3 separate regions of the Homo sapiens genome follow, and regions 1 and 2 are each linked to region 3. The links are chromatin loops, found by intact Hi-C in ENCODE. Cell type or tissue: endothelial cell of umbilical vein. All regions are shown on one strand. Links, peaks and the distances in the headings refer to the core of each region. The heading gives the core; the rest is flanking DNA.

What was found. Peaks named below come from ENCODE experiments on the same cell type or tissue, not always from the same donor. Only the 100,000 strongest peaks of a DNase experiment are listed, where the experiment ranks them.
Region 1: it touches region 3 in a loop (4-fold over the local background); 7 of 110 quality-filtered maps call a loop at or near these places.
Region 2: it touches region 3 in a loop (23-fold over the local background); 23 of 110 quality-filtered maps call a loop at or near these places.

The regions. Positions count from the first base shown.
Region 1 is chr18:31,719,967-31,729,670 of GRCh38, forward strand. It overlaps a transcript of B4GALT6 not described here, the pseudogene LRRC37A7P and the pseudogene LOC390846. Among named protein-coding and RNA genes, the nearest start is that of SLC25A52, 36 kb to the right of the region's middle. RefSeq lists enhancers at 3,957-5,156, 4,386-4,485, 4,452-4,951. In endothelial cell of umbilical vein, for the core only: a CTCF peak has its summit at 2,595 (motif pointing left); a DNase peak (open chromatin) is centred at 2,595; H3K4me3 peaks cover 436 bases; H3K27me3 peaks cover 1,310 bases.
Region 2 is chr18:31,735,818-31,746,798 of GRCh38, forward strand. No RefSeq gene overlaps it. Among named protein-coding and RNA genes, the nearest start is that of SLC25A52, 20 kb to the right of the region's middle. RefSeq lists an enhancer at 2,441-3,640. In endothelial cell of umbilical vein, for the core only: a CTCF peak has its summit at 5,505 (motif pointing right); a DNase peak (open chromatin) is centred at 5,534.
Region 3 is chr18:31,952,369-31,963,349 of GRCh38, forward strand. It overlaps the pseudogene PGDP1. Among named protein-coding and RNA genes, the nearest start is that of TRAPPC8, 15 kb to the left of the region's middle. RefSeq lists a silencer at 4,764-4,823. In endothelial cell of umbilical vein, for the core only: no CTCF peak of the experiment used is centred there; a DNase peak (open chromatin) is centred at 4,743.

The DNA of each region.
Region 1 (9,704 bases), core at 1-5,000, 230 kb before region 3:
CATGACTCCTAAACTGTAATTTCTAAACTTGTAGCTAATTTGTCAGTCCTGCAAAGGCAGACTGGTCCCCAGGCAAGAAGGGGGTCTTTTCAGAAAAGGGCTGTTATTAATTTTGTTTTAAAGTCAAACCATGAACTGAATTTCTTCTTAAAGTTAGTTTGGCCTATGCCCAGGAATGAACAAGGACAGCTTAAAGGTTAGAAGCAAGATGGAGTTGCTTAGGTCTAATTTCTTTCACTGTCATAATTTCTTCAGTTGTAATTTTGCAAAGGTGGTTTCAATAAGAAGAAAGACAGGTGGATGAACCTGAAATACCGCTCCTAGTCCCTCACTTCTGAGCAGAGTGTGCTGTGGATCCAGACACTGGTGTGTTCCCTGGGAAGGGGCAAAGAGGTGCTGAGATTACCAGCAGGCTCCCTGAGGCCTGGGCTGGAGAGATGTCAAGGACTGCAAAATTGTGGGCAAATGGCAGGACTTCAGCTATGGGTGCCATCGTGATATCCAACACCACAAGGTACAACTAATCAGTAGCGCTTCAAAGGACACCAGACCTGGAGCAGGAACCAGGGAGTTCCCAAAAGGACTGACGCCCACCCATGTGGAGTAGAGGTCCCTCAATTCCCTGTCCCCAAGAGGCCCCTTGAACGGGGGAAAGAAATTTGAAGATGGAACATTGACCTGAATGAGACTGTGTGGATTGAAATGGAATGAAATAATGTGAATTGGCACGTGTGTCACCCTGCTCACCTTGGCATGTGTGTCACCCTGCTCACCACCCGTGCCATAGGGTCCTCATGACCAGAGTTAGGCCTGTCAAGCTAAATAACAAACAGAAAGAGACCCTTCAAAGATAATAAGCTTATTTGGGTGTGCACAGAAGATTTGCAAATCTGGGATATGCAGGCTTTGGAGACCGTAGGCACATCCAAAGTGGCTGAGGCAGGGGGAAGTGTTTAAAGGCAAAAGGGAGAAGTATACATCATTTGTTTTCAAACAGAGAATGTTGGTTACAGGGGATCATCACAGGAGTTGACACTGGTTCATTCGTGGAGACAGTGTGTCAGGCAAGTGTTCTTGTGCATTCTGCTTGCTGTCCTTGTGACTCATGTAGCAAGCTGCACTTTAGGAAGTTCTTGGCAGAAGTTCTTGTTACAGGCGTATGTGCATGAGAGTCCTTCAGAAAGTCTTTGTAACAGCGTATGTCCACCGGGGCCTGTCGGGGGGTGGGGGGCTGGGTGGGGGATAGCATTAGGAGAAATACCTAATATAAATGACGAGTTGATGGGTGAAGCAAGCCAACATGGCACATGTATACCTATGCATCAAACCTGCACGTTGTGCACATGTACCCTAGAACTTAAAGTATAAAAAAAAACCAACAAAAGTGGATGTCAGCAACTTCATGTTAAACATCTGTGTTACATTTCCATAGTAGAATGCCTAACATATACATTATAAACCATCATGAATCAAAACTGTAAAAAATAAAAACTTACAAAAAAAATAATGTGTGTCAACTTGACTAGGCAAGGGTGTGCAGTTGTCTGGTTAAACACTAGTCTAGGCATTGCCATGAAGATATTTTGTAGATGTGGTTAACATCTTTAAGCAGTTGACGCTAAGTAAAGCAGGCTACCCTTGATAATGTCGATAGGTCTTATCCAATCAGTTAAAGGTCTTAAGAACAAAGACGAAGGTTTCCCAGAGTAGAAGGAATTTACCTCCAGGCTGAAACATAGGTGTCTTTCCTGAGTTCCAGCCTGCTAGCCTGCCCTACAAATTTCAGACTCAAGACTACAACAATAACTCTTGCCTGAGTTTCTAACTTGGCATCCTGCCTTACAGATTTCAGATTTATCATCCCTCACAATTGTGTAAGCCAATTCTCTTTCTTTCTCTCTCTCTCTCTCTCTCTGTGTGTGTATGTGTGTGTGTGTGTATGTGTGTATGTGGGTTCTGTTTCTCTGGAGAGCCCTGATTGATACACTTGGCAGTATCTATCAAGTTGCAAACTCACATACCCTTCGAACTAGGAATTCTACACTAGGAATTCCACCCTCAGATGTACTCATGCATAAGTGAAATTATGCATACACAAGATTCTGTAGTACTGAAGAAATAATTAAATGCCCTTTACTGAAGTATTTAAAAATTATGGTATACACATAGCTAGAATAATTTGCAACCATAAACAAAAAAAAGCTTCCTGTATTCTTTTATAGAATCTCATCCAAGATAATATTAAGTGAAACCAAGATACAGAATTGAGTATATGGATACTACCATTCATATAGAAGGAGGAAGGAGCAAGGGTATTGTATACACAACACACACACACATACACACGTATTCTCTGGAAGAATACATAAGGAATTGGTAATATTGGGTAATATTGATTCTGGAGAATAAGAATATATTTTTGTAACTTTAGAGCTTGGTACCATATATCATGAAAACAAATCAATTGTGAGTGGAATTAAAAGGCACACCACATAACATTTATAAGGAAAGGATGCAGAATCCTGGGTGGCTGCTCACATTACAATGAGTCTTCCTCAGTAGTGCTCTCAGGTTTGTGATTGTTCTGCCCCCTAGAGGCGGCTTTGAGAAGTGCTTGAGATGAACGTCTCTGTGACTCCCTCATCAGCAGGCTCAGCTTAGCCTAGGAGCACAGGCCTGAAGTGGGTGCTCACAGGATGGTTTTCCTCTGCCTACTTGCCTTCATTTCATCTGGCAACAGTGGTTCCGGTAATGTTGGCAGTCAGTGGCTATCACGGTGGGAAGAATCAGAACTTGAATAAACCACAGCGCTACTATGATCCCGTTCTTAGTGGCAGAATCACACACAATAAAAGAGAATTTGAGGTCTTCAATCACTAATGAAATACCAAGACCTCTTTATTACTCAATTTGGGTCAAAAAATATCAGCTAGAAAAGGAAGTTGGGAATGATTATTCACGTTTATGAGTGTAGCCTCTGACATATAAATGAATTACATACTAATCATGAGGTTGGATTTTAAATCTTGGCATACTCAAAATGTACAGAAAAGACATGTTTTCACTGCAGGCTGCAGCTGAATAATGAAATATGAAAACTACATTTTTGAACTATTTAATTTTTTGAAATTTAAACATATAATTTAGCAATATAGCATACATATTTCCACCATCACACAATGTTAATGTTTTTCTTATTGGCTTCTAATTTCTTTTTTAATTATTGTTTTATAATAGATCCCTTTTATTGAAAGCTCACTGTTTGCAAAGCAGTCTACATTCATTATCCCATGAAATCCTCAAACAACCCTAAAAGGTAGGTGTCAGTACCACCGCACTTTGTGATTGTACCAGACAATCAGTAATAAGATAGGTAAGAATGGCTATGGGGGAAGTCAGCTGGGTTCTAGTTATAGTCGCATTTCAGAAAATTATTTAACATGCTGACTTTAACAACCTAAGCGTCTTCTCCCTGTGTGCACACAGGGTAGACCTCTGAAGAGTGGCGCTGTAGCTTCTAGGGTAAAGGCTGTGTTAAGTCAAGGCAGGATGACAGTTCAGCTTCCTCCCAGGCTAGTGCAAAGAGCTATTCACTAGGATTAAAGGCCTTCTCTCTCCCAGACTGAATTGCTCACCCCCCAAAACCCCTCCTACAGAAAATTTGGAGTCCTCGTTTATTCCCCGGCAGCCCCTGCCTAATAGGGTGGTGAATTAATTACCAAACATGCAACAAAGGATATCAAAGGTTTGGCGAAAATGGCAACATTTTGGAATAAATGACCGTAATGTGTGCTCTGCCTGCCACCCTAACTGGCGCACATTTTGCAGGTCAGTTGCTTTCCCTATGGCCAAGAGGAGGAAAAGCATCTCTCGGATTTCAGCTTGGAGGAGGAAGAGTTCAGGCTGCCAGAACTGGACTGGCACTTCTGAATATCCCGAGGCAAGGTCCCATAACTTCCTTGGGAAGCTCTGCCGCACCTCCAACCCACCCCACCCCACCCCACCCCACCAGGCTGCTGGAGTCTTGGGACCGCAGACCCCGCGGCCCAAATTCTTCCTCGCAGAGGGGAGGGGAGGGGTGTTCCGGCCGGGCAGGGCGGAAGGGAGGTTTGGGCTGGATTGTGGGATAAGATTGCCCTGGTGACGCGGAGCGGATCTGGACCCGAGCCTAATAAAGGCTGCGTAAATAAAGGTGTAGTTAATAAAGGACGGGATGGGGCGCGCGGTTGCCAGGGGCGCCAGCGTCTCGGGGCTGCCCTAATGGCTCCTGCTCAGTGCGCGGCGCCAGCGCTTGTCTTGTCCCGGCTGCGTCTCTGGGCCCCACGGGCCCCTCCTCACATGGCAACTATTGTGGCTACTAGTCCAGGCGGCTTAGCCTCTGGAGTGGGTCCAGGACCCGCTCCAGCTGACCTCTGACTCCCTGGGGCCAACTTAGCCCTGGTCTTCCCGCTCCTCCGATCTCCCACGCGAATCGCCGCCATGAGCTAACTCCCCACCCCCGGGCAGACCCGGGAGAGCTTTGATTACCTGGGGTCTTCTGCTTCCTCCCAGACGTCAGCTCCGCTTCAGGAATCGACTGAGACTTTGGCTCAGAGTTTGGTTCCATTCTTGGACACGGATTCAGCTGGAGAGCTGCCCCGGGGCCAGAGCAGTTCGCTGCTGCACACTGGGATCTGAATGACAAGCTGACTCGGCACAGAAGTCTCCCAGAGGTGGTTGCAATGCTAGACTGGGATCAGAACCAGGCCCTAGCTCGGCCTCTTTGCCTCAAAAGTAAGTTTCTAACTGTAGATCTAGATCAGGCTGCAGATCATCAGGCATATGAAATACTTGTTCCACCTCTAGATAGAAATCAAAAGCAAGGAACTTTACTGTTTCGCCCAAGAACCGGAAGAAAGATCTAGCTCAGCATCAAAGGCTTGCCAAGGTTGTTGTTGGAACTCCATACCGATTTGTATCAAAACCTCAGCGTCAGAAACAAACTCTGCAGAATGGGTATTTAGATTCAAGTATGGATATACTGTATCTGGGCAGCCTGCCTCCAGAACTCCAGGTGAGCTCAGATGAGCCTCCAGGGCCTCCTGAGCAAGCTGGACTTTCTCAGTTCCATCTAGAGCCTGAAACTCAAAATCCAGAAACCACTGAAGAGATCCAGTCCTCTACTCCAGCAAGAAGCTGCAGCGCAGCTTCCACAGCTCCCTGAGGTGGTAGAACTTTCTTCAACCAAAGCTGGAGGCCCCAGCTCTGCCTTCACAGTCCCTTGAGGGGGTCCACTCTTCAACAGAGCAGAAGGCTCCAGCACAGCAGCTACCTGCCTTTGAAGAGATCCTAGCCCCACTATTGATACATCATGAGGTAAATGTTCCATTGAAAAGTTGGAGTGAAGTTCAGCACTCACACTTGCCCAGTGTCACAATCAAACCTGTGGACGTGGAGCTTACGGTAACTCCAGAGCCAGGTAAGAAACTTACAACAAGCCAGGAACAGGCCCCAGCTCAGCCTCCAGAACACTCCAAAGAGGTGGGCTCTTCCTCAACCCAATTATAGCCCCCAGCTCAGACTCCAGACCCCCCTAAGGAGGTAGAACCTTCTCCAGTCCAGCAGAGTTCCCAGATGAGCCACCAGAGCCCCCTAAGGAGGTTGAACCATCTGCAACCCAGCAGGAAGCCTCAGGTCATCCTCCGAAGTCCACTGAAGAGGTCAGTCCTCCACTGCAGCAGGAGATACCAGCTCAGCCATCAGAGCCACCTGAGAAGGTCAAACCATCTCCAGTCATAAAGCAGCCCCCAACTCAGCTTTTAGAGCCACATTCAAAGTAATTAACTGGTATTATCTGTCCAAGAGATTGGATGGATAGGAAGTTAAACTTCTGGGAGATGCCTCATTATTTGTACCAGTGGCTCCACATTATTTCTTGATTAATTGTGCAGACTGAGAAGCTGACAGCTAGTTTTTCCAATTCAAGAGTCATCATGGGGATGTTCTCAATTGTTGTTAGTGGGACTTGTGTTGTTTCCATGTCGAGATATTGTAATGCCGGTAATTTAAACAGATAATAATCTCCAATAGTTGTCAGAGGATTGTGATTGAGAATTGTTAGTGGTGAAGGTTCGAGATAGAAGCTCTTCTTGCTGTCCCTCCTGCTGCTCCCTTGCATAGCACCAGTGCTGGAAGTTTCTGAGAGCAGTCTGCAGGTGCTGAACATCATACTTAAACTGGTCAACCCGAAGTTTGGCATTCTGCCTTTTATTAGGGGGCTCCTTGCTGGACAAAATCTCCCGATGTTCTAGATGGCTGAATATCTGGTCTGTGCTTGCTTGGATTTCACCTTCTACTAAGTGCACAGACTGCTTGTCTGCCGTCTCCAGGTGTCCCATGTGAGAATGTATCTCATGGACCTGCTTGTGCGTTTGCTGGTTCAGGGGCTCCATGTCACCGGCCCAGCTGGCCCCAACTCCAGCTCTGGCTTCCTTGGAATATGTCCTCGCAGCCCTGCTTCTAATTTATTTTTTTTAATTAAGATGCATTGGTTTTTTGCTGATCAAAAATTCTGACATATGGCCGGGCGTGGTGGCTCACGCCTGTAATCCCAGCACTTTGGGAGGCCGAGATGGGCGGATCACGAGGTCAGGAGATTGAGACCATCCTGGCTAACACGGTGAAACCCCATCTCTACTAAAAATACAAAAAATCAGCCGGGCATGTTGGCGGGCGTCTGTAGTCCCAGCTACTCGGGAGGCTGAGGCAGGAGAATGGCGTGAACCCGGGAGGCGGAGGTTGCAGTGAGCGAGATCGCACCACTGCACTCCAGCCTGGGCGACAGAGCGAGACTCCGTCTCAAAAAAAAAAAAAAAAAAAATTCTGACATATTACTGACAATTTCAAAAACAGGAAAAGTCTGACAGTATTAGTAGGGTTGACTAAAACAATATGAAATTGACTAAAATAAGTGGACTGTTTTGCAATTAAAAAATTTTAAGTCAATGCAAATATTTATAACTTTTAAGTCTCCTCTAAAAGATAACCAAAGAGCTTATTTAATCCTGTTTTAAATGATGTTAAATTCTTTGCAGATTATTACATAGGATATATTTTAGTAATGATTTAAAGGAGGAAGAAGCAGCCTATTTTATGTTCATTGTAAGTGTTTCTAATAATCATCATTGAATGGTATTAAGTAGCCAGGAGCAGAGATATTGGGGTTATGGTGCTCTGTAAATCAAGTTAATGACATGCCCTTTGATTTTCCAGAACATAAACTCTCATTGCTAATACCCTTCCCTCTGACCATTGTTGTTCATCAAAGTTCTTTCCTAGATGTTGTGTCCTCTACAAACTGTCAGTGATGGTTGTTGCATTCCCCTGGTTCAGTGGTCACTTGCATGCTGGTGACACTGGACTCCAGGCTTGCTGGAGCTTCCAATATGGGTATCCCTGGGAGTATCAAACTCAATGTGTCTCTGCACTCCAGCCTCGGCTACAGGCTGGAATTTTGTCTCTAAAAAACAGAACAAAACAACAAACTCCATGTGTCTAAAAGTGAAATCACTGTCATTCCCCCAAAATTGTTCCTTCATTCACTATCACCCACTTAGTCAACCAGGCACTGGGTTCTATGCTATTCTCCTTCCTTGCCTTCATGTCAAATTCTTCAATCCTGTCCAATTTTTCTACCTAAAATGTCAAATTATCCTGTCCTAGATCGGACCCTAGACACCTCTTACCTGCACTATTTCAATCATTTCCTGATTTCTTAACTCTTCTTCCTGTCTCCAGTCTTTCCTCCCTCTGCATTCATCCACAACGTAACCAGAAGGATGGATCCAAAACGCAGTTCTGGAGACAAACTATCACTTCTGGTCACACAACTTGGTATATGAAAAAGCATGAAGCCAAATAACCCTACTATATCTTCTGATTTATTAAATATACGTGTATTTCAATATATGGAGAAGTTTGTAACATATAAGCAGAAGTTTCTAAGACAGTTTTCTACATACCATTACCTGATGCATAAATGTCTCTCACCCGGACAGAGATGTCTTATTCAGGAGTTCACCTCCACATTGAACAACTCCAGACACACTGAATTCTGAGGGGTGCCCCTCTAATAAGAACAGTTCCCCTTAGAATTGGCAGCAGAGCAGTACTGCCCGGAGGCCCCCTCTCTTCTGTGCCAGAATTGCGCCTTTGCATCATGTTTACTTTCCTTTTCCTTCCACTGCTGAGAACAGTGGGGCTCTCTGCCCGCTCATGATATTCTGGGGACTCTTGTGTGATTCCCTACTACCACTTAGGTCACCAGGATCCACCAGGACCCTCTTTAACTGCACAGGGCTCCCTCGGATGCCACAAGAACTCTAGGAACCTCACTGCTGCTGTGGAGACCCTATAAAAACAGCAGAACCAGAGTGGGCTGTATAAGGAGCTGTGATTTGGCCCCACTTAGTGGAACCCAGAATTAATTTCCTCCCAGAAATAATGCGGTCATTCTGGTTATGGTTTGTACTACTGCTACTACCATCATTAAATTCAGAGGTGCTGGCGGGGCGCAATGGCTCACATCTATAATCCCAGCACTTTGGGAGGCTGAGGCAGGTGGATCACCCAACGTCAGGAGTTCGAGACCAGCCTGGCCAACATGGTGAAACCCTGTCTCTACTAAAAAATACAAAAATTAGCCGGGCATGGTGGTGCATGCCTGTAGTCCCAGCTACTCGGGAGGCTGAGGCAGGAGAATTGCTTGAACCCAAAAGGCAGAGGTTGCAGTGAGCCAAGATCGTGCCATTGCATTCCAGCCTGGGCGACAAGAGTAAGACTCCATCTCAAATAAATAAATAAATAAATAAATTCAGAGGTGCTAAATAGGACTTTGGGTTCATTCTAAAAAATTAAACTACTACAGAAGCACTATGGGCTGTAGGAAAATGTGCGCTGAACTGACTTACCAGGGACCATTTGGAGTGTAGTCGACCAATATTTGAGCCCAAATAAATGAATCTTAGAATCAGGTTAATGTTAACTTGATTTTTTTAAAAGTCCACTGGAGGCACTATAATACATGAACTATAATATCCATCTTTTTTTGCATTATTCATTTTATTTTACTTTATTTCTTAAGTTCAGGGGTACAAGTTCAGGTGTGTTACATAGGTAAACTTGTGTCATGGGGGTTTGCTGTACAGATTATTTCATCACCCAGGTATTAAGCCTAGTACCCATTGGTTGTTTTTCCTGTTCCTCTCCCTCCTTTCACCCTCCTACCTCCAATAGGCCCTACCCATCTATGTGACCATGAGTTCTTATCATTTAATTCCCACTTCTAAGTGAGAACATGTGGTATTTGGTTTTCTGTTCCTGCATTAGTTTGCTAAGGATAATGGCCTCCAGCTCCATTCATGTCCCTGCAAAGGACATGATCTTGTTCTTTTTTATGGCTGCATAGTATTCCATGGTGTATATGTACCACATTTTCTTTGTCCAGTCTATCACTGATGGACATTTAGGTTGATTCCGTGTCTTTGCTATATAATATCCATCCTTACCAGTACATGTATTCTCAGATGTTTTCTCTAGCACTGTAAAGCAATGGACATGGCTTGCTTGTGTAGGTCATCGTATTCATGTCATAGGGCACACCCTGAGATGGAATTTCCAATATTTTGAGGGAGTAGCATAAATAAAGCTGACTATCTGAAGTCATT
Region 2 (10,981 bases), core at 2,626-7,625, 220 kb before region 3:
CTACTTGAAAATTGCTAAGAGAATAGATTTTATAATGTTCTCACCACAAACTAAGTATGTGAAGTGATAGATATGTTAATTAGCTTGGTTTAATGGTGTCACAGTGTATACATATATCAAAATATCACATTGTATACCTTGAATATATATAACTTTATTTGTCAACTATATCTTAATGAAGCTGGGGAAAAAATCAATAAAAAGTAAACACACACACACAGGACAACTGAAGATCACTTTTTATTTTGTAGAGACAGAGTCTGGTTGTGTTGCCCAGGTTGGTTTCAATCTCCTGGCCTAAGTGATCTTCCTGCCTTGGCCTCCCAGAGTGCTGAGATTACAGGTGTGTGCCACCATGCCCAGCGGAATATCACTTTTACTTAGGAATATAGGTCAGAAATATTTTTTTAACCAGCAAATCAAATCAAACAATATATTAAATAATCAATTTAACAAAATAGGATTTAATTTAGGAATTCAAGAATAGTTCGAGCACTGGAAGAACATGATTTAATATTTTAAGAAATGGAAAGAGAATAAAAACATGATCATAATAACTGAAGCTACAAATTCAACCAGACACTTTTGCATTCTTTAAAACTCATTTAAGATAAAGAGAAGCTTCCAAACATGTTGAAGTTTATTTCCTACAAATCAATCATAAACATTTCAAATAAACACAAATTATTTTCATTAAAATAGAAAAAAGAAGAATGCTGTCTACTACCCCTAATGGTCAACAGTCATTGCAGGGAGTATAACAGATAATGTGGTAAAGTAAGAGAAATAAATATGTAGTTTAACTATGGGGAAAAGCCTGTTTGATATCCTTTTCTATTTTGATTATAAATGTGCTTAGGTTCTTCAAAAGACGTGATCTGAGAGTAGCACATATTAAGGTCATGTCTTATTACTACAGGCTGTTCCAGAAAGGCCATGGGGCTTTCTCTGTTTATGGGAACAGCTGAATATGATCAAAACTGGATGGGCCAAGTGCATAGGGCCTGTGCTGCCAAGACATGCCTTCAAAAATAGGAAGTGAAAATCCAGTCCCATGCTTACGTATCAAATATAGCATTGGCCCTCAAGTTCAAACTGCTAGAGTATACTCAAATTGCTTCATTCAGCTAATTTTGGGAGTATACTAATGACCAAAGGACACTTTACTATAAAGTGACATTTGTTAATAGAGTTCCAGACTCCAAAATGCAGTTTCCAGGATACTTGTTAACAGAACATAGGGTAACCTAATAATTCTACCACTTAGTCACAAACCTATTTAATCCAACATTTTTTCGAATTCATTTACTTAAGAAATTAGATCATTCATTACAATTAATTTGGCAAGCAAAGACAGCCAGCTGCTCAAGTGAGATCCCAAATTTTCTAACAAATTGAATAAACACTAATTTGTTTATTTGTTGATATGATTATGGAATTAGCAAAATGGCCTATTCCTCAGCATGAAAAATTCAGGTCCAAATTGTTTCATTGAGGCTTATTTCTGTTACAAGTTAAATGAAAAAGAGAATCTATTATTCACAAATTTTTTAAAAAAATCATTATTAAAAATAAAGACCATCTGAGCATAGTTTGAAACTTCTAACTGCAGGTTTTCACCTCCATGTGGTCTTCACTTTTTCTCTAACGTGGAGCCCACAGCATACTTTAAATGGCACTCATCCTTCTGAGACCTCTAGTCTCAAAGTGCCTTCCCCATATTATAAGAGTATTATTTATTTATTTATTTATTTTATTTAAAGAGACAGAGTCTTGCTCTGTTGCCCAGGCTGGAGTATAGTAGTGCAATCATAGCTCACTGCAGCCTCAAACACCAGGGCTCAAGTGATCCTCCTGCCTCAGCTTCCCGAGTAGCTAAGACTATAGGCATGCACCACCATGCTCAGCTAAGTATTTTATTTTTTGTAGAGATGGGGTCTTCCTATGTTGCCCAGGCTGGTCTCAAATTCCTAGGCTCAAGAGATCCTCCCACCTAGGCCTCCCAAAGCGCTGGGATTACAGGCATGAGCCACCACACCCAGCCAGAATCTTATTTTTATTTATGTATTTATTAATTTATTTTGAGACAGAGTTTCACTCTGTTGCCCAGGCTGGAGTGCAGTGGCGCAATCTCAGCTCACTGCAACCTCTGCCTCCCGGGTTCAAGTGATTCTCCTTCCTCAGCCTCCCAAGTAGCTGGGATTATAGGCACACACCACCATACCTGGCTAATTTTTGCATTTTTAGTGGAGATGGGGTTTCACCATGTTGTCCAGGCTGGTCTCAAACTCCTGGCCTCAGATGATCCACTGCCTCGGCCTCCCAAAGTGCTGGGATTACAGACGTGAGCCACCTCACCCAGCCTCTATTTTTAATAGGATAAATTTTCATGAAGACCTTATACTGTATACCCTTTATACACATTTCCACTATTTGCTATAGCTTTTCATAATTTCAGGAAAATGCTAAATAAGTTAAGCTTTATTGTTTCTTATCATTTACATTTAAAGCACATTAATTTACAGAAATGATACATTTTGCTCCAAAAAATATTTTTTGTGCATCTGAGGAAAGGGAAATGCTTATTTTTATAAAGAGAAGGCACAGTACTGAAGAATATTTCAAACTTCTTTTCAATGCTTCTAACTCCCTGCTTTCCTTGAGACAAAGACAGACTTACCTGTTTGGAGATAGAGGGGGCAAATAATGGGTTCATGTTTGGTTCTCTCTCACTCTTGCTGCAGACTCATTTCTCTTCTAGCTCACTGCCAAGCCATGAACAGTGAGCTACACAGTGAGTGTACCAGGGAAGGGCCTAGGGCTGCTGCCAGGAGCTCAAAGCACTGTGCAGTGGGTAGGTCTTGAGGCAAGCTAGGATTTTCCATATGACTGGAGAGACAAGTATCTTAATCTCAAATCAGGTTGAATGGGTGCAAAAGCTCTAGATTTGTGGTAGGACAGGAATTTAGGAAGATCGAATCCAACTCAGCATACTTATGTTTGGGGATAATTATTTGATGTTGTTCTCAGCCTGTTAAATATAGTGAACTCCATGTTCCTCTTCAAAGAATCAGTATGTCAGTATGTTCAGTTCTCTTACTCTGTGTTCTCCATTTTAAAGTTTAACTTTCTGGTTCTCTTCGCCCCCTTGCCTCTAGCTTCAGTAAACAACTTTCCTGCCAGTTCTAATCAGTAGTTCACATCTGTTCCCCTGGTCACCGGCTTTAACCTGAGTCACCCCTGGTCACCTGCTCTGTCCTGACTCATCCTGAGTCACCCGTTCTGTAACCGCCTTTCCCGCCAAACTACTCACCCCGCCACTCTGGCTCGTACCCCTGCTCTCTTTAAAATAGCCAATGGGAATTACCTTAGACTGTGTGGTCTAACCCTAGCCAATAAGGGAACGACACAGCAGTAGGAGCTACCTGTGTCAGGAATAAAAACCCCTTCTCCTCCCTTGTTCAGGTGTGCTCTTGCCATTGCTCCATCCGCCAGTCATGCCCTTCTATAGAAGTAAAAATTGCCTTGCTGAGAAAATTAACTTTATGTGAGAGTGCTATTTCTTTGGCAGCACCGAAAATTTATTTATAACAAGCCTCATAGGGCTCTATGTCATTTTTTTTCCAAATTTATTAGAAGGCCCGAAGAAGTATATTTATGTTGGCACAGGCCCACCCCAACCCCTACACAATCACCAAATCACCCACTTCATAGTCTTGAAGAGTCCAAATTAAAAGACTACTGGAAATTATATCTCTGCATTTAACCTTAAATAATACTGGCCAAGGGGGGAAGAACAGATTACTGAAATTCTGAGTAAGCATCTAAATTCAACACTAGATGTCTCTATCCTGATATTTTGAATTATATGTAAAACCTTTTTTTTCTGTTTTATATTCTTCCTAAAAAAAAATAGTAATAAATGCCAGATATTTCACCCTAGATTATCATTAGCCAGATGACTTTTTTTTGGAACGCTTCTCCTTGCCATTCGTCTAGTCTCTGAGAACATAAAGTCTGAATCACTGCAACCATGTAATGTTTTGGAGCAAGGGTTCTCAATCTTGGTTACACATTAAAATAACTTGGCAAACTTTTAGGAAATACTGTGCCTGATTCTCCCCCAAAGATCGGATTTAAATGGTAGATGGTAGAGTCTGGACAGAAATATTTGTTTAAAGTTCTGTAAACCAAAATTAAATTTCTAAGACCCCTCTCCCACCCCCAACTATCTGAATGTGATACGGCTCCGTTGTCTGGAGAAACATCCAGGGTCCTTTGTCTCTCACCAAGAAAATTAGTGACATGGACACACATGGAGTGGTTTCAAGAAGTGGAAAGTTTAATAGGCAAGAAAGAAGAAAACTGCTCCCCTGTACAGAGGGAGGGGGGCTCCGAACGGAAAAACCCCACGTGCAGCGGAAAGCAGTCAGTTATATTGGGAGGCTGGAGGAGGCAGTGTCTGATTTGCATAGGGCCCAGGGGATTGGTTTGACCAGGTGTGTCATTCAGGTAGCCCGTGAAAAAACTGGCCCTGCCACCCTAGCCTTTCATATGCAAATGCGGTTTGCCATGATGTCCTGCACACGTGGCTTTATCTGGAGGTTGCCATGACACCTGGCACACATGGTGACAAGATAAAGAGGGCAGGAGACACCATGTTGAATGTACCTGGCTTCTAGCCGCCAGCATTTGCATATCAGTGTTTGCTAGTCTGGTTTTTTAAGTCGCTTTCTGTTAGAAAAAAAATGCTTTTGGGGTTGCTTTTCATTAAAGGAAAATTCCACTGAGAACTTTCACCCTTTCTGGCTGCCTAAAAATTATTTCTAAATAACTCCCATACTATTTCCACCATCTGGGGAAGTAAATCTAACTGCTGTTAGGGGGTGTTGGATGACAATTCTTTCTGGCTACTTCCTGCTGAAAAAGGGGCATCCTGTGAGGGACAGCAGTTGGGCCTCCTCCTGAGGTTGATGTAAGGGTTCTCAGAAGAATGGCGTGTCCATGTGAGGTTCTGTCTGCAACACCATTTGGAGTTTGATTGCTTCTAGATGAAAAGAGATGCATTTTATAAGAAGGTTTAAAATGTAGAGTTAGAACATGAATATTAAGATTACCACTGTTGGCTGGATGCAGTGGCTCACACCTGTAATCCCGGCACTTTGGGAGGCCAAGGCGGGCAGATCACCTGAGGTCAGGAGTTCGAGACCACCCTGGCCAACATGGAGAAACCCTGTCTCTACCAAAAATACAAAAAAAAAAAAAAAAAAAAAAATTAGCCGGGCATGGTGGTATGCACCTGAAGTCCCAGCTACTCAGGAGAATTGCTTGATCCCAGGAGGCAGAGGCAGTGAGCTGAGATCATGCAACTGCACTCCAACCTGGGTGACAGGACAAGAATCTGTCTCAAAACAAAAACAAAAACAAGATGACCACTGTTAGTGGAAGTCTTATAGACCCTAACTATGACAGTAGAGTTTGATACCTGTTACACCAATGGGTTGTAATACTGGCTTGCCTCCACTAGATGGCGCTGTACATTACCAGAAACATTAATATAAAAGTAACATTTTCCTTGAGAAAAGCATACATTTCCCCCTTGACTTGCCAGTAGAGAACAATTTTAGGCTTAGACCATTTTGTAACTTGCAATATGATTGGGAGAAATACGTTATTGGGTGGCTACGATAACTTTAGTGTTAATCTTGATAATTCCTTTCCTTTAATTACTAAACTCTTTCATGACTGAATTTCACAGACCCTCTTACAACATACTCAAACTTTCTGACCTGTTCTAAACACCCTTCCTTTAAACAACCAGTTATTTTCAGCTGCAGTGAGGGTCTGACTTAGGAGCAACATAACACCCCTCCATGTGAGGTCAAATACCTGAGTTAAATTTTGGAAAGTTTCTATATACCTATCAGGGTCTTTAGAAAATCAGCCTAAGTCTCCCTTTATTTGCCTAAGGTCCTGTAATAAGAAGGGAACTTGAAGGGGCCCCAAATAAGGGGGATCCTCAGATGATTCCCCTGGAAGTTGCTTCTCTAATTTGGGGGAATTAATCTCTTTGGGCCTGCCCAATATGACTGCTAAAAGAGCTGGGTTGATCTTACAACACTTGTAAAGGTTTAGTAAAAATGTCATTCTCTTGTGCAAAAAAAAAAAAAAAAGCCACTTTTCTCTTCAAAGTTCTGAGGTTAAAGAAGTTCCAGTGTTTCAGAGTGCACTCCAGAGGGGTGCAAGATGAAGATAATCTGTTACCCATCTAGAAAAAGAAGTGAGAGAAGGCATCCCTGTAGTCTCCTTCCTTTCTGTAAGTGACCCAGGGTGGAGAAGAAGACAGTGGGAGCATCCCCTCAACTATTTTCCCTCCCTGGTTCCTGGGTCCCGGCACCCTTTTAAATGTGCTGCCCATGGTTGTAGGCATGACCCTCCAAGCCATGGCACCAGAGAAACTAAGCTTTGGGGGCTAGTCATGCTCACCCTGGTAGCTCTAGTCCTCTGCTTACGATTTCCCTTTGACTTTCTAGACTTGTGTGACCTGCGTGCCTCCCTAAAAAAAATGCATCTTGGGAAAGGCAAGGCCCCTCTAATGGAGGGAATGTGGTAGATTGCCTGCTATTATGGCCTGTGCTAAAGCATTTACCCTGAGAAAAATGGTTCCAGTTAACTTCTGGACTTAAAATCCCTTTACTAATTAAGTACTGTCTTAATCAGAGACAGAGTAGTTGCCTTAAGGGGCCATGGGGACCTAATGGGGATTTCCCTGCTGATGGGACAGTACTGGGACCACAATTTGGCTGCGGAGGACATATTACTCCTAATTGTTGAAGGCAGAATTTTCTCATTCACAGGAGCAGCATGAAGCCTGGTTTCCAGTAGAAAGGTGCAAAAAGGAAAAATTGGGAAGCTGCAGTGTACCACAGAGGACCAGCAATGTGTCTTATAAAGAGGATCTCTATTTCCACTATGTAACACTGTTGGCTTAGAAATACCATGTGCTGGGCCAGACACGGTGGCTCACACCTGTAATCCCAGCACTTTGGGAGACCGAGGTGGGTGGATCACCTGAGGTCGGGAGTTCAAGACCAGCCTGGCCAACGTGGAGAAACCTTGTCTCTACTAAAAATACAAAATTAGCCAGGCATGGTGGCACCTGCCTGTAATCCCAGCTACTTGGGAGGCTGAGGCAGGAGAATTGCTTGAACCTGGGAGGCGGAGGTTGTGGTGAGCCGAGATTGCGCCATTGCACTCCAGCCTGGGCAACAAGAGCGAAACCCTATCTCCAAAAAAAAAAAAGAAGAGAGAGAGAAAGAAAAAAAGAAATACCATGAGGAATATTAGCAAAAAACAAATATTAGCGAGGAATATTAGCGAAAAAAAGAAATACCATGAGGAATATTAGTGAGTGACCTCACTGTGGGGGAAGGGGAGACCTCTGTTCCTAGATTACAACAGCATTTCCCTGAGCTATATCCATGGTTATTATAGCATTTCCTGATTTTGCCTAACGGATTACTTCTTCCCTAGGCTGTAAAAATTACCACACATTTGACACACAGAGAGAATAAGAGATATAACGACCGCTGATAGAAAAAGAAGGAAAGTTTTGGCCTGGCGTGGTGGCTCACGCCTGTAATCCCAGCACTTTGGGAGGCCGAGGCGGGTGGAACACCTGAGGTCAGGAGTACAAGACTAGCCTGGCCAACATGGAGAAACCCTGTCTCTACTAAAACTGCAAAAATTAGCCAGGCATGGTGGCCGGCCCCTGTAGTCCCAGCTACTCGGGAGGCTGAGTCAGGAGAATCACTTGAACCTGGGAGGCGGAGGTTGCAGTGAGCCGAGATCTCGCCATTGTACTCCAGCCTGGGCAATAAGAGTGAAACTCTGTCTCAAAAAAAAGGAAAAGAAAAAGAAGAAAAGTTTTGCAATAGGATAGCTGGGGATCTTTTACCAACACCCAGAGCAGGCTGTCAGAGGCTGGGTCCAGTCCAGAAGCCTTTGAATAACACCAGGGTGTGCCCCAGCCAGAAACTCTCAGTTATTTCAGAACCTTTCCTGGCCTCGCACAATGGCAAAGTTTCCCTATGAATAAAAACTGGTTTGAAGGATGGCCAACATTCCCAATAACCTATGGGTATTGGGGGGTTCTCCATGTCCTCCCCAGCAAGTCTGACATTCTTTAAGTCTTATAAGAATGTCAGCCACAATAAGGATATCTAGACAGCTGACAGATGCCCATTAATTGATCTGATTTAAAAATAGAGGCCAAGAGCCTCGGAATGATGGGATCGATTTTGAGTTTGCTCCTCTACTCACCGCTCCAATGAATGTTGTACCTTGGATTCCCAGCCAATGCACCAACATGACATGGCTCCATTGTCTGGAGAAACACCCAGGGTCCTTGGTCTTGCACCGAGAAAATTAGTGACACAGACACAGGTGGAGTGGATTTAAGGAGCAGAAAGTGTAATAGGCAAAAAAGAAGAAAACAGCTCCCCTGTACAGAGGGAAGGGGGGCCTCTGAATGGAAAAAAAACCCACGTGCAGCAAAAAGCAGTTGGTTATATTGGGAGGCTGGAGGAGACAGTGTCTGATTTGCACAGGGCCCAGGGGATTGGTTTGACCAGGTGTGTCATTCATGTAGCCAGCGAAAAAACTGGCCCTCCCGTCCCAGCCTTTTAATATGGATATGTGCGTCGCCATGATGTCCTGCACATGTGCTTTATCTGGAGGCTGCCGTGACACCTGGCACACATGGTGACAAGGAAAAGAGGGCGGGAGACACTATATTGAACGTACCCGCCTTCCAGCCACCAGCATGTGCATATCAATGCTTGCCGGTTTGGTTTTTCAAGCCACTTTCTGTTAGAAAAGAAATGTTTTGGGGGTTGCTTTTCATTAAAAGAAAACTCTACTGAAAACTTTCACCCTTTCTAGCTGCCTAAATATGATTTCTTAATAACTCCTGTATTAGACGGACCCCTCCTCTCTGCCAAGGATATTCCAAAGTTAACCTGCAGTACTAGTTTAGACCATGATGAGAAGGGGGTAGTCAGACATGCCTCGTTATACGCTCTTCCCTTTTGGAATTCAAGAAAAGCTGACCAGCATTAACATCAACACAGACCTTAAGTCTGATAAGAAACATTTACAATTTATTCGCCCTGGAGCCTGCTACCAGAGGCTTCATCTGCATGATAAAACTTTGGTCTCCACAAATCCTGATCATCGTAACCTAGACATTCCTTTCTATTGACTCTAGGTTGTTAGAAAATAATGAACTCTTTCAAACAATCACCAACCAGAAAATTTTTAAATCTACCTGTAATCTGGAAGCCCCCGACTACCTTGCTTCAAGTGCCGCGCCTTTCCAGATTGAACCAATGTACATATTACATTGTAATATTACAGGTTATATTGATGTGCATGTCTCTCTAAAAAGTATAAAAGCAAGCTGTACCCCAGCCACCTTGGGCACATGTCATCGGGACCTCTTGAGGCCTTGTCACGGGCGTATCCTTAACCTTGGCAAAATAAACTTTCTAAGTTGATTGAGACCTGTCTCAGATACTTTTGAGTTCACAGTTCATTGGGTGGCTCTGATGTGAAGCAAAGATTGAAACCCTCAAAGTTGGTGGTAAACGGCTTCTAAACTTAACTATACATTCTAATCACCAATGAGGTCCTCAACAGACCTACCGTAAGATTGGAAAAACCCTGTACTACACTCACACTCAATACACTTCTGTGACCAGATGTGTGGAGTTTTCCCCACACTGATCAGTTCTCTGACACCAACTGGGTGTCCTACAATGCAATTCAGTTCTGACACTAACTGGAATCTGTGCAGACCCCACAGGTTAAGGGTCCAGTCCCACACAACTGTCCCCCAGTTCAGATGACAGTTCCAAGTAGTAGGTCCCCAGGTTACCCACAATTTCTCTCTGATTTGGCTACAAATCAGAAGTTCCCACAACCCCCTTCTTGGGTTCAATAATTTGCTAGAGCGGCTCACAGAACCCAGGAAAATAGTTTATCTATAACTGTCAATTTATTACCAAGGAAATTTTGTTTGTTTGTTATTTACTTATTTTTGGGAGACAGGGTCTTGCTCCGTCACCTAGGCTGGAACGCACTGGTGTGACTATAGCTCACCGCAGCCTTGAATTTCCAGGCTTAAGCAATCCTCTTACCTCAGCCTCCTGAGTGGCTAGGATTACAGGTGCATGCCGCTGTGCCCAGCTAATTTTTAATTTTATTTTGTAGCGACACAGCCTCACAATGTTGCCCAGGCTGGTCTAGAACTCCTGGGATCAAGCGATCCTCCCACTTTGGTCTTCCAAAGTGCTGAGATGACAGGTATGAGCCACCACACCCAGCCACAGAGGATGTTTTAAATGATATAAATCAACAGCCAGAAAAAGAGACACAAAGGGCCCAATCTAGAAAGGTCCCAAGTACAGGAGCTTCTGTCCTAGTAATGTCGGGGTGTGCTACCTTCTGAGGATATTGATGTGTTTGCCATCCACATAAACTCTCCAAACCCCATGGTTCAGGAAGTTTTATGGAGGCTTCATCACACGGGCCCAATCAATTACCACCTCAAATCTCCAGCCACTCTCCCTTTCCTGGAGGATGGGGTTGGGACTGAAAGTTTCAAGCCTCTCATCATGGCTTGGTCTTTCTGGAGACCAGCCCCGATCCAGGAGCCTACCAAGTGGCACCTCATTAGAGCAAAGACACTCCTGTCACCCAGGAAATTCCAAGGGATTAGAAGCTCTATGCCAGGAACTGGGTCAAAGACTTATTAGAACAAAAGATATACTTAGCACCAGTATTGCTCAGGAAATTACAAGTGCTTTAGGAGCTCTGTGCCAGTAACTGGGCCAGAGAACAAATATATACATTTTTCATTATGTCACACCTACTCAATCAAAATTTCTGGTACGAAGCCCGAAATCCATATTTTTAAATG
Region 3 (10,981 bases), core at 2,589-7,588:
CTCATAATAAATCTCTTCAAATATCTTACACAGTTTGACTCTTTTTGTTGACACCCTGAACCAATCGATTTCCAGGTAAATGGGCGATATTACCAGCCAGGCATAGGTCATATTTCCATTCCTGTAGGCGGGGAGATAGAAACTATGATGAGTAAAATGGGAATGGGAAAGTTCACTGGCTAAACAAAAACAATACCCATCATATACCACAAACTACCCATTGGCTTCTCAGCATTCACACATACCCTTCTTCTCATATATATGATTCCAAGAATGCTGCTAACTAGTAATTATCCCCTTTAAAACTGAAAATAGGCTTATCATGCATCCAAAGGAAAACAAGCAAAAAATCACATCCAGCCAGGCACAGTGGCTCAGGCCTGTAATCCCAGCTCTTTGGGAGGCCGAGGCAGGCAGATCACAAGGTCAGGAATTTGAGACCAGACTGACCAACATGGTGAAACCCCATCCCTACTAAAAATACATCTACATCTCTACTAAAAATACAAAAATTAGGCTGGGCTCGGTGGCTCACGCCTGTAATCCCAGCATTTTGGGAGGCCAAGGTGGGCAGATCACAATGTCAGGAATTCGAGACCAGACCAACATGATGAAACCCCATCTGACTAAAAATACAAAAATTAGGCCGGGCTCGGTGGCTCATGCCTGTAATCCCAGCACTTTGGGAAGCCGAGGCAGGTGGATCATGAGGTCAGGAGTTGGAGACCAGCCTGACCAACATGGCGAAACCCTGTCTCTACTAAAAATACAAAAATTAGCTGGACGTGGTGGTGTGCACCTGTAATCCCAGCTACTTAGGAGGCTGAGGCAGGAGAATCACTTGAACCCGGAAGGCAGAGGTTGCAGTGAGCCCAGATCACACCATTGCACTCCAGCATGGGCGACAGAGCGAGACTGTCTCAAAAAAAAAAAAAAAAAAAAAGTCACCACGCACAGTTCCAAAGCAAGGGATCTCTTGAGGGTGTGTGCTCTTCTTGGTCAGGTCTTCATGGTCCTATTTCAAATGACTAAATTTTAAATAAAAACAACCCCATTTCATCTCAATCCAGACCTTAAAAATAAAAAAAATTAAAACAACCCCAGTCAACAATGAAAGAATACAGGACAATCTTTTAATACCATATTTTAAAGGAAAGACAATTTACAATGGCCACTGGACAAGGACAGCAAAAATTCATTCTCCAGTCAGTGGAATGAATCTTGTGGTCAAACTGATCTACTTCCAGTCCTGCTTGCTAGGAGGATATCCCTTAGTCAATATCCTCTAAGGCCATTCCTAAGAGAGATGAAAAAGGCAGAGATAGAATATTCTCTTGATTCTGCACCTACTTCTTGTTTGCAAAACTATAAGGACTTGGGAATGATCATAAAGTATTTTCTAGAGGAGTTGGAGACAAAAATCAATAAGGAACAAATCTTTCTAGCTTATTGGTCTACCATCGTCTAAGATGTTATCCGCTTCTACAGGATTAAAGCTGAGTCACTGCCCCATCTGCTTTCTGGCCTGCAGGAATAGGGAAAAGAGAATGAAAAAGTACATGTCTAATGGTTTAAAGTCAAATCATAGCTGGGCATGGTAGCTGACACCTGTAATCCTAGCACTTTGGGAGGCCGAGGCAGGCAGATTGCCTGAGCTCAGGAGTTCAAAACCAGCCTGGGCAACACAGTGAAACCCCATCTCTACTAAAAAATACAAAAAAATTAGCCAGGCTTGGTGGCGGGTGCCGGTAGTCCCAGCTACTTGGGAGGCTGAGGCAGGAGAATTGCTTGAACCCGGGAGGTGGAGGTTGCAGTGAGCCGAGATTGTGCTACTGTACTCCAGCCTGGGCGACAGAGTGAGACTCCGTCTCCAAAAAAAAAAAAAAAAAAAAAAAAAATTTAAATTTAAAAAGTCAAATCATAGAAATGCCATTCAATAACTTCAGTCAATCCCACTGGCCCCATTGAGTCTCATGGACACACCTATCTCAAAAATAGGCTGGAAAACATAGGCGCAAGGATTCTGTTGCTAAAGGAAGAGGAGTAGAATGAATGTGGGATAATAGTGATCTCCACCACACTTTATCAGGAATGAGGTACCCAGCAAGAGGTATTTCCCTGGGGTCTAGGATATCACATTACTTGTCTGTGTCTCTGAATCATCTGGCATTGGGCCCTGCTTGCATCACATGCCCTTTGGACAATTTATCACGTCCAGTAAAAGTGAGAACCTATGATTACCCAGGTTTGGTCATGTGCCAGCCTTCAAGGCCAAGAGGACAGGGTCTGTCACTAAAAGAGAGGAAGCTTGCTGGACAAATTAATAACAAAAGCACAAGCAATTAAGGACGTCTTTTCCCAGTACTGAAGATGAAACTTGTCAGGCCTCTGAGCCCAAGCCAAGCCATCGCATCCCCTGTGACTTGCACGAATGCATCCAGATGGCTTCAAGTAACTGAAGATCTACAAAAGAAGTAAAAATAGCCTTAACTGATGACATTCCACCATTGTGATTTGTTTCTGCCCCACCCTAACTGATCAATGTATTTTCTAATCTCCCCCACCCTTAAGAAAGTACTTTCTAATCTCCCCCACCCTTAAGAGGGTTCTTTGTAATTCTCCCCGCCCTTGAGAATGTACGTTGTGAGATCCACCCCTGCCCGCAAAGCATTGCTCTTAACTTCACCGCCTATCCCAAAACCTGTAAGAACCAATGATAATCCACCACCCTTTGCTGACTCTCTTTTCGGACTCAGCCCACCTGCACCCAGGTGAAATAAACAGCTTTATTGCTCACACAAAGCCTGTTTGGTGGTCTCTTCACACGGACGTGAGTGAAAAAACTGTTTATTTCTCTCCTCAAATGGAAGAATCCTATCAACTGTATGCTACACCAGTATATAGTTTAATATACTTTTTTTTTTTTTGAGATGGAGTTTTGCTCTTGTCACCCAGGCTGGAGTACAATGGCGTGATCTCGGCTCACTGCAACCTTCACCTCCTGGGTTCAAGCGATTCTCCTGCCTCAGCCTCCCCAGTAGCTGGGATTATAGGCACATGCCCCACATGCCCCGCCGGCTAATTTTTGTATTTTTAGTAGAGACAGGTTTCACCATGTTGGCCAGGCTGGTCTCAACCTCCTGAGCTCAGGCAATCTGCCTGCCTCAGCCACCCAAAGTGCTAGGATTACAGGTGTGAGCCACTGCTCCTGGCCTGAGTCTAGCATTCTTTATCTTTAAGCTTAGAAAGTTGGGACTAGATTTCTTGTATTCATTTACATGTGAAGCTCTGAGTCTGTCATTCTTTTCTTCAAAAAAAAAATTATCTTCTTCCTAGATCAACACCAACCAGATATTATTCCCGCTATTTTTTTTTTTTTTTTTTTTTTTTGAGACAGAGTTTCGCTCTTGTTGTCCAGGCTGGAGTTCAATAGTGCAATTTTGGCTCACTGCAACCTCCACCTCCCGGGTTCAAGCGATTCTCCTGTCTTAGCCTCCCGAGTAGCTGGGATTACAGGCATCCACCACCACACCCAGCTAATTTTGTATTTTTAGTAGAGGCGGAGTTTCTCCATGTTGGTCAGGCTGGTCTTGAACTCCCGACCTCAAGTGATCCATCCACCTCAGCCTCCCAAAGTGCTGGGATTACAGGTGTGAGCCACTGTGCCCAGCCCAGCTTTTTGTATTTTTATTACAGATGGGGGTTTCTCCATGTTGGGCAGGCTGGTCTCGAACTCCTGACCTAGGGTGATCCGCCAGCCTCTGCCTCCCCAAGTGCTGGGATTACAGGCATGAGCCACCGCGCCGGCCAATAACTGTACATTTTAAACTAAAGAGTGTAGCCTGGGCACGGTGGCTCATGCCTATAATCCTAGCACTTTGGGAGGCTTACATGGGTGGATCACCTGAGGTCAGGAGTTCGAGACCAGCCTGCCCAACATGGTGAAACCCTGTCTCTACCAGAAATATAAAAAATTAGCCAGATGTGGTGGCAAGTGCCTGTAATCCCAGCTACTTGGGAGCCTGAGGCAGGAGAATGCGCTTGAACCCGGGGGGCTGAGGTTGCAGTGAGCCGAGATGGTGCCACTTCATTGCAGCCTAGGTGACAGAGCGAGACTTTGTCTCCAAATAAATAAATAAAATAGTATAATTGGTTTGTTTGAGGGAATGGATACCCCATTCTTCATGATGTGCTTATTTCACATTGCATGTCAGTATCAAAACATTTCATGTACCCCATAAATGTATACACTTATGTACCCACAAAAATAAAAACTAATCAATAGAAAAAAGAATGCAGGATGAAGTCAAGGGACAAAGAAATGAAGATGTATTCTTATGCTGATCACATTTCTCTGTGGGGGTCTTCAAACTACTTGCTGGAAGTCAGGGTGTGAAAAACATCTGAAGTTATTTATTTATTTTGTAGACGGAGTTTCACTCTGTCACTCAGGCTGGAGTTCAGTGGCACAATCTTGGCTCACTGCAACCTTCACCTCCTGGATTCAAGGGATTCTGGTGCCTCAGCCTGCCGAGTAGCTGTGATTACAGGCATGTGCCACCACGCCTGGCTAATTTTTGTATTTTTAGTAGAGACCAGGATTTCACCATTTTGGCTAGGCTGGTCTTGAACTCCTGACCTCAGGTGATCTGCCCCGCCTGGGCCTCCCAAAGTGCTGGGCTTATGGGAGTGAGCCATTGCTTAAGGTGTTAAGTGATTCTTTTTTTAGATGGAGTTTTGCTCTTGTTGCCCAGGCTGTAGTGCAATGGCGCCATCTAGGCTCACTGAAACCTCAGCCTCCCAATTAGTCGGGATTACAGGCACCTGCCACCATGCCCGGCTAATTTTGTATTTTTAGTAGAGAGGGGGGTTTCGTCATGTTGGTCAGGCTGGTCTCGAACTCCTGACCTCAGGTGATCCACCCGCCTCGGCCTCCCAAAGTGCTGGGATAACAGGCGTGAGCCGCTGCGCCTAGCAAGTGACTTGTTGTTGTTTTTGAGATGGAGTTTCACTCTTGTTGCCCAGACTGAAGTATAGTGGCACAATCTCGGTTCACTACAACTTCTGCCTCCTGGGTTCAAGTGATTCTCCTGCCTCAGCCTCCCAAGTAGCTGGGATTACACAGGCATGTGCCACCACACCTTGCTAAATGTTCGTATTTAGTAGAGATGGGGTTTCACCATGTTGGTCAGGGTGGTCTCAATCTCCTGACCTCGTGATCCGCTTGCCTCAGCTTCTCAAAGTGCTGGAATTACAGGCATGAGCCACTGTGCCCAGCCTACAAGTGATTCTTAAACAAAAGTCTTATGATTCCAATGTCAGAGAACGTGCCTATAGGAACAAAGGGGATGCAAATCAATTCTTTTATTTATTTCTTTTTTTCTTTGAATTTCCTTCCTCATGTTAAAGCAAATCAATTCTTAAACAGTCTTACAACCCTAACTTCAGAAATCCTATCTATAGGAATAATGGGAATGCAAATGGTCAGTACCTGGTGCTACCTGACTTTTAGCAACAAGGAAGTGGGCCAAAGTACAGCCTGATTAATACTTAGTTATGACTACATATCAGTCCAGAACCCTACATGCAATTCTTGTCAATCCTGTGGGGGTGGTTTCATATATATATGTGTGTGTGTATATATATGTGTATATATATATTTATATATATAATCCTTTAATATGTTGTTGGATTAAATTTACTAATATTTTGTAAATAATTTTTGAGTATGAGGGATATTAGCATATTATATAATTTATGAGGGATATTGGCATATTATTTTATTTATTTAATTTTGTAATATATTTGTCTAGTTTGTGGTTATTATGGCCACATAAAACAAATTGAGTAGCCAGGTGCAGTGGCTCACGTGTGTAATCCTAGCCCTTTGGAAGACCGAGGTGAGCCCAGGAGTTTTAGACTCCTGCTTGAGCCCAGGAGTTTTAGACCAGCCTGGGCAACATGGCAAGACCTAGTCTCTACAAAAAAATTTAAAAAATTAGCCAGGCCTGGTGGTGCACGTCTGTGGTCCCAGCTTCTCAGGAGGTTGAGGCAGGATGATGGCTTGAGCCCAGGAGGTCAAGGCTCCAGTGAGCTGTGTTCACACTACTGCACCCTACCTTGGGCAAGATAATGAGATTCTGTTTCAAGAAAAGAAAAAACAGCTGGGTGCGGTGGCTCATGCCTGTAATCCCAGCACTTTGGAAGGCCGAGGCAGGTGGATCACCTGAGGTCAGGAGTTCAAGACCAGCCTGGCCAACATGGTGAAACCCCATTTCTATTAAAAATACAAAAAAATTAGCCGGTCGTGGTGGCAGGCACCTGTAATCCCAGCTACTTGGGAGGCTGAGTCAGGAGAATCGCTTGAACCCGGGAGGCAGAGGTTGCGGTGAGCCTAGATTGCGCCATTGCACTCCAGCCTGGGCAACAAGAGCAAAACTCCATCTAAAAAAAACAAAACAAAAAAGAAAGAAAGAACAAAAAACAAATTGGGGTTGAGCTCAGTGGCTCACTCTTGTAATCCCAGCACTTTGGGAGGTCAAGACAGGAGGATCACTTGAGCTTAGGAGTTTGAGACCAGTCTGGGCAACAGACGGAGACCCCATCTCTAAAAATGAGGAGTTGTTCTTTTCTCCTCTTTTTTTGAAAGAGTTTATATATGATTGATGTTATTTATTTCCTGAATATTTAAAAATTTTCAGCACTGAAACTGGGGTTTCTTCATGGAAATATTTTTTTCTTTTTTGAGACAGGGTTTTGTTTTGTTTTGTTTGTTTTGAGACAGAGTTTCACTCTTGTCACTCAGGCTGGAGGGCAATGGCACAATCTCAGCTCACTACAACCTCTACCTCCCAGGCTCAATCTATTCTACTGCCTTAGCCCCCCAAGTAGCTAAGTACCAAGGACCACAGGTACCCACTGCCACGCCCGGTTAATTTTTGTATTTTCTGTAGAGATGGGGTGTCACCATGTTGCCCAGGCTGGTCTTGAACCCCTGGGCTCAAGCCATTGACCCACTTTGGCCACCCAAAGTGCTGGGATTACAGGCGTGAGCCTCTGTGCCTGGCCTCTTTATTTATTTTTAATAATGTCAATACTCTTAAAATATAAAAGCTGCCCTCTCCCTCTCCCTCTCCCTCTCCCTCTCCCTCCTCTCCCTCTCCCCACGGTCTCCCTCTCCCTCTCTTTCCACGGTCTCCCTCTGATGCCGAGCTGAAGCTGGACTGTACTGCTGCCATCTTGGCTCACTGCAACCTCCCTGCCTGATTCTCCTGCCTCAGCCTGCCGAGTGCCTGCAATTGCAGGCGCGTGCCGCCACGCCTGACTGGTTTTCGTATTTTTTTGGTGGAGACGGGGTTTCGCTGTGTTGGCCGGGCTGGCCTCCAGCTCCTAACCGCTAGTGATCCGCCAGCCTCGGCCTCCGGAGGTGCCAGGATTGCAGACGGTGTCTGGTTCACTCAGTGCTCAATGGTGCCCAGGCTGGAGTGCAGTGGCGTGATCTCGGCTCGCTACAACCTCCACCTCCCAGCCGCCTGCCTTGGCCTCCCAAAGTGCCCAGAGTGCAGCCTCTGCCCGGCCGCCACCCCGTCTAGGAAGTGAGGAGCGTCTCTGCCTGGCCGCCCATCGTCTGGGATGTTAGGAGCCCCTCTGCCTGGCTGCCCAGTCTGGAAAGTGAGGAGCGTCTCTGCTCGGCTGCCATCCCATCTAGGAAGTGAGGAGCGCCTCTTCCCGGCCGCCATCCCATCTAGGAAGTGAGGAGCGTCTCTGGCCGGCCGGCCATCGTCTGAGATGTGGGGAGTGCCTTTGCCCCGCCGCCCCGTCTGGGATGTGAGGAGCGCCTCTGCCCGGTCGCGACCCCGTCTGGGAGGTGAGGAGCGTCTCTGCCCAGCCGCCCCATCTGAGAAGGGAGGAGACCCTCCGCCTGGCAACCGCCCCATCTGAGAAGTGAGGAGACCCTCCGCCCGGCAGCCGCCCCGTCTGAGAAGTGAGGAGCCCCTCTGCCCGGCAGCCACCCCGTCTGGGAAGTGAGGAGCGTCTCTGCCCGGCAGCTGCCCCGTCCGGGAGGGAGGTGGGGGTCAGCCCCCGCCCGGCCAGCCGCCCCGTCCGGGAGGGAGGTGGGGGGGTCAGCCCCCCGCCCGGCCAGCCGCCCCGTCCGGGAGGGAGGTGGGGGGTCAGCCCCCCGCCCGGCCAGCCGCCTCGTCCGGGAGGTTAGGGGCGCCTCTGCCCGGCCGCCCCTACTGGGAAGTGAGGAGCCCCTCTGCCCGGCCAGCCGCCCCGTCCGGGAGGGAGGTGGGGGGGTCAGCCCCCCGCCCGGCCAGCCGCCTCGTCCGGGAGGTGAGGGGCGCCTCTGCCCGGCCGCCCCTACTGGGAAGTGAGGAGCCCCTCTGCCCGGCCAGCCGCACCGTCCGGGAGGGAGGTGGGGGAGTCAGCCCCCCGCCCGGCTAGCCGCCCCGTCCGGGAGGGAGGTGGGGGGGTCAGCCCCCCACCCGGCCAGCCGCCCCGTCCGGGAGGTGAGGGGCGCCTCTGCCCGGCCGCCCCTACTGGGAAGTGAGGAGCCCCTCTGCCCGGCCAGCCACCTCATCCGGGAGGGGGGTGGGGGGGTCAGCCCCCCGCCCGGCCAGCCGCCCCCTTCCGGGAGGGAGGTGGGGGGGTCAGCCCCTTGCCCGGCCAGCCGCCCCACCCGGGAGGTGAGGGGCGCCTCTGCCCGGCCGCCCCTACTGGGAAGTGAGGAGCCCCTCTGCCCGGCCACCACCCCATCTGGGAGGTGTGCCCAACAGCTCATTGAGAACGGGCCATGATGACAATGGTGGTTTTGTGGAATAGAAAGCTGGGAAAGGTGGGGAAAAGATTGAGAAATCAGATGGTTGCCGTGTCTGTGTGGAAAGAAGTAGACATGGGAGACTTTTCATTTTGTTCTGTACTAAGAAAAATTCTTCTGCCTTGGGATCCTGTTGATCTGTGACCTTACCCCCGAACCCTGTGCTCTCTGAAACATGTGCTGTGTCCACTCAGGGTTAAATGGATTAAGGGCAGTGCAAGATGTGTTTTGTTAAACAGATGCTTGAAGGCAGCATGCTCATTAAGAGTCATCACCACTCCCTAATCTCAAGTACCCAGGGACACAAACACTGTGGAAGGCCTCAGGGTCCTCTGCCTAGGAAAACCAGAGACCTTTGTTCACTTGTTTATCTGCTGACCTTCCCTCCGCTATTGTCCTATGACCCTGCCAAATCCCTCTCTGTGAGAAACACCCAAGAATGATCAATAAAAATAAAAATTAAAAAAATATATATATAAAAGCTGAATTTAGATAGAAGTTATGCTATCACATGAAATGACAGGAGCTAGGGTTCTTTTTTTTTTTTTTTGAAACAGGGTCTCGCTCTGCCACCCAGCCTGCAGTGCAGTGGCACAATCACAGCTTATTGCAGCCTAAACTTCCCAGGCTCAAGTGATCCTCCCACCTTATCCACCTTACCCTCCCAAGTAGCTGGAACTACACAGGCACCACCATACCCAGCTAATTTTTCTTCTTTCTTTCTTTTTTTTCTTTTCTTTTCTTTTTTTTTTTTTTTTTTGAGACACAGGGTCTCCTTATGTTGTGTGGCCTGGTCTCAAACCTCTGGGTTCAAGCACTCCTCCCACCTCAGCCTCCCATCGTGCTGGAATTACAGGCATGAGTCATCACACTCGGCCTAGGGTTCTTATTTTTGGGTAAAATGCCTTCACAGCACTTCCTATTATCAGTTTTAAAGATCAGACTCTTCCTCCATGCCTCGCCGCTCTTCGGTTCTACTCTGTCCACTGCCATGGCCCAAGCTGACATCGTGCTGATCAGATTGGCAGTCATGGGCCAGAACTTAATTCTGACCATGAAAGACCATGGCTTTGTGGTCTGTGCTTTTAATAGGACTGTCTCCGAAGTGGATGATTTCTTGGCCAATGAGGCAAAGGGAACCAAAGTGGTGGGTGCCCAGTCCCTGAAAGAGATGGTCTCCAAGCTGAAGAAGCCCCAGCGGATCATCCTCCTGGTGAAGGCTGGGCAAGCTGTGGATTATTTCATCAAAAAACTGATACCATTGTTGGACATTGGTGACATCATCATTGATGGAGGAAATTCTGAATATAGGGACACCACAAGACGGTGCCAAGACCTCAAGGCCAAGGGAATTTTATTTGTGGGGAGCGGAGTCAGTGGTGGAGAGGAAGGGGCCTGGTATGGTTCATTGCTCACGCCAGGAGGGAACAAAGAAGCATGGCCCCACATCAAGACCATCTTCCAAGGTGTTGCTGCAAAAGTAGGAACCCTGCTGTGACTGAGTGGGAGATGAGGGAGCAGGCCACTTTGTGAAGATGGCGCACAACAGGATAGAGTATGGGGACATGCAGCTGATCTGTGAGGCATACCACCTGATGAAAGACGTGCTGGGCATGGCACAGGACAAGATGGCCCAGGCCTTTGAGGATTGGAATAAGACAGAGCTAGACTCATTCCTGATTGAAATCACAGCCAATATTCTCAAGTTCCAAGGTGCTGATGGCAAACACTTGCTGCCAAAGATCAGGGACAGTGCAGGGCAGAAGGGCATGGGGAAGTGGACCACCATCTCTGCCCTGGAGTATGGCATACCCGTCACCCTCATTGGAGAAGCCGTCTTTGCTTGGTGCCTGTCATCTCTGAAGGATGGGAGAATTCAAGCTAGCAAAAAGCTGAAGGGTCCCCAAAAGTTCCAGTTTGATGGTGATAAGAAATCATTCCTGGAGGATATTCAGAATGTCCCTCTATGCTTCCAAGATCATCTCTTATGCTCAAGGCTTTATGCTGCTAAGGCAGGGAGCCACCGAGTTTGGCTGGACCCTCAATTATGGTGATATTGCCCTGATGTGGAGAGGGGGCTGCATTATTAGAAGTGTATTCCTAGGAAAGATAAAGGATGCGTTTGATCGAAACCCAGAACCTCAGAACCTCCTACTGGACGAC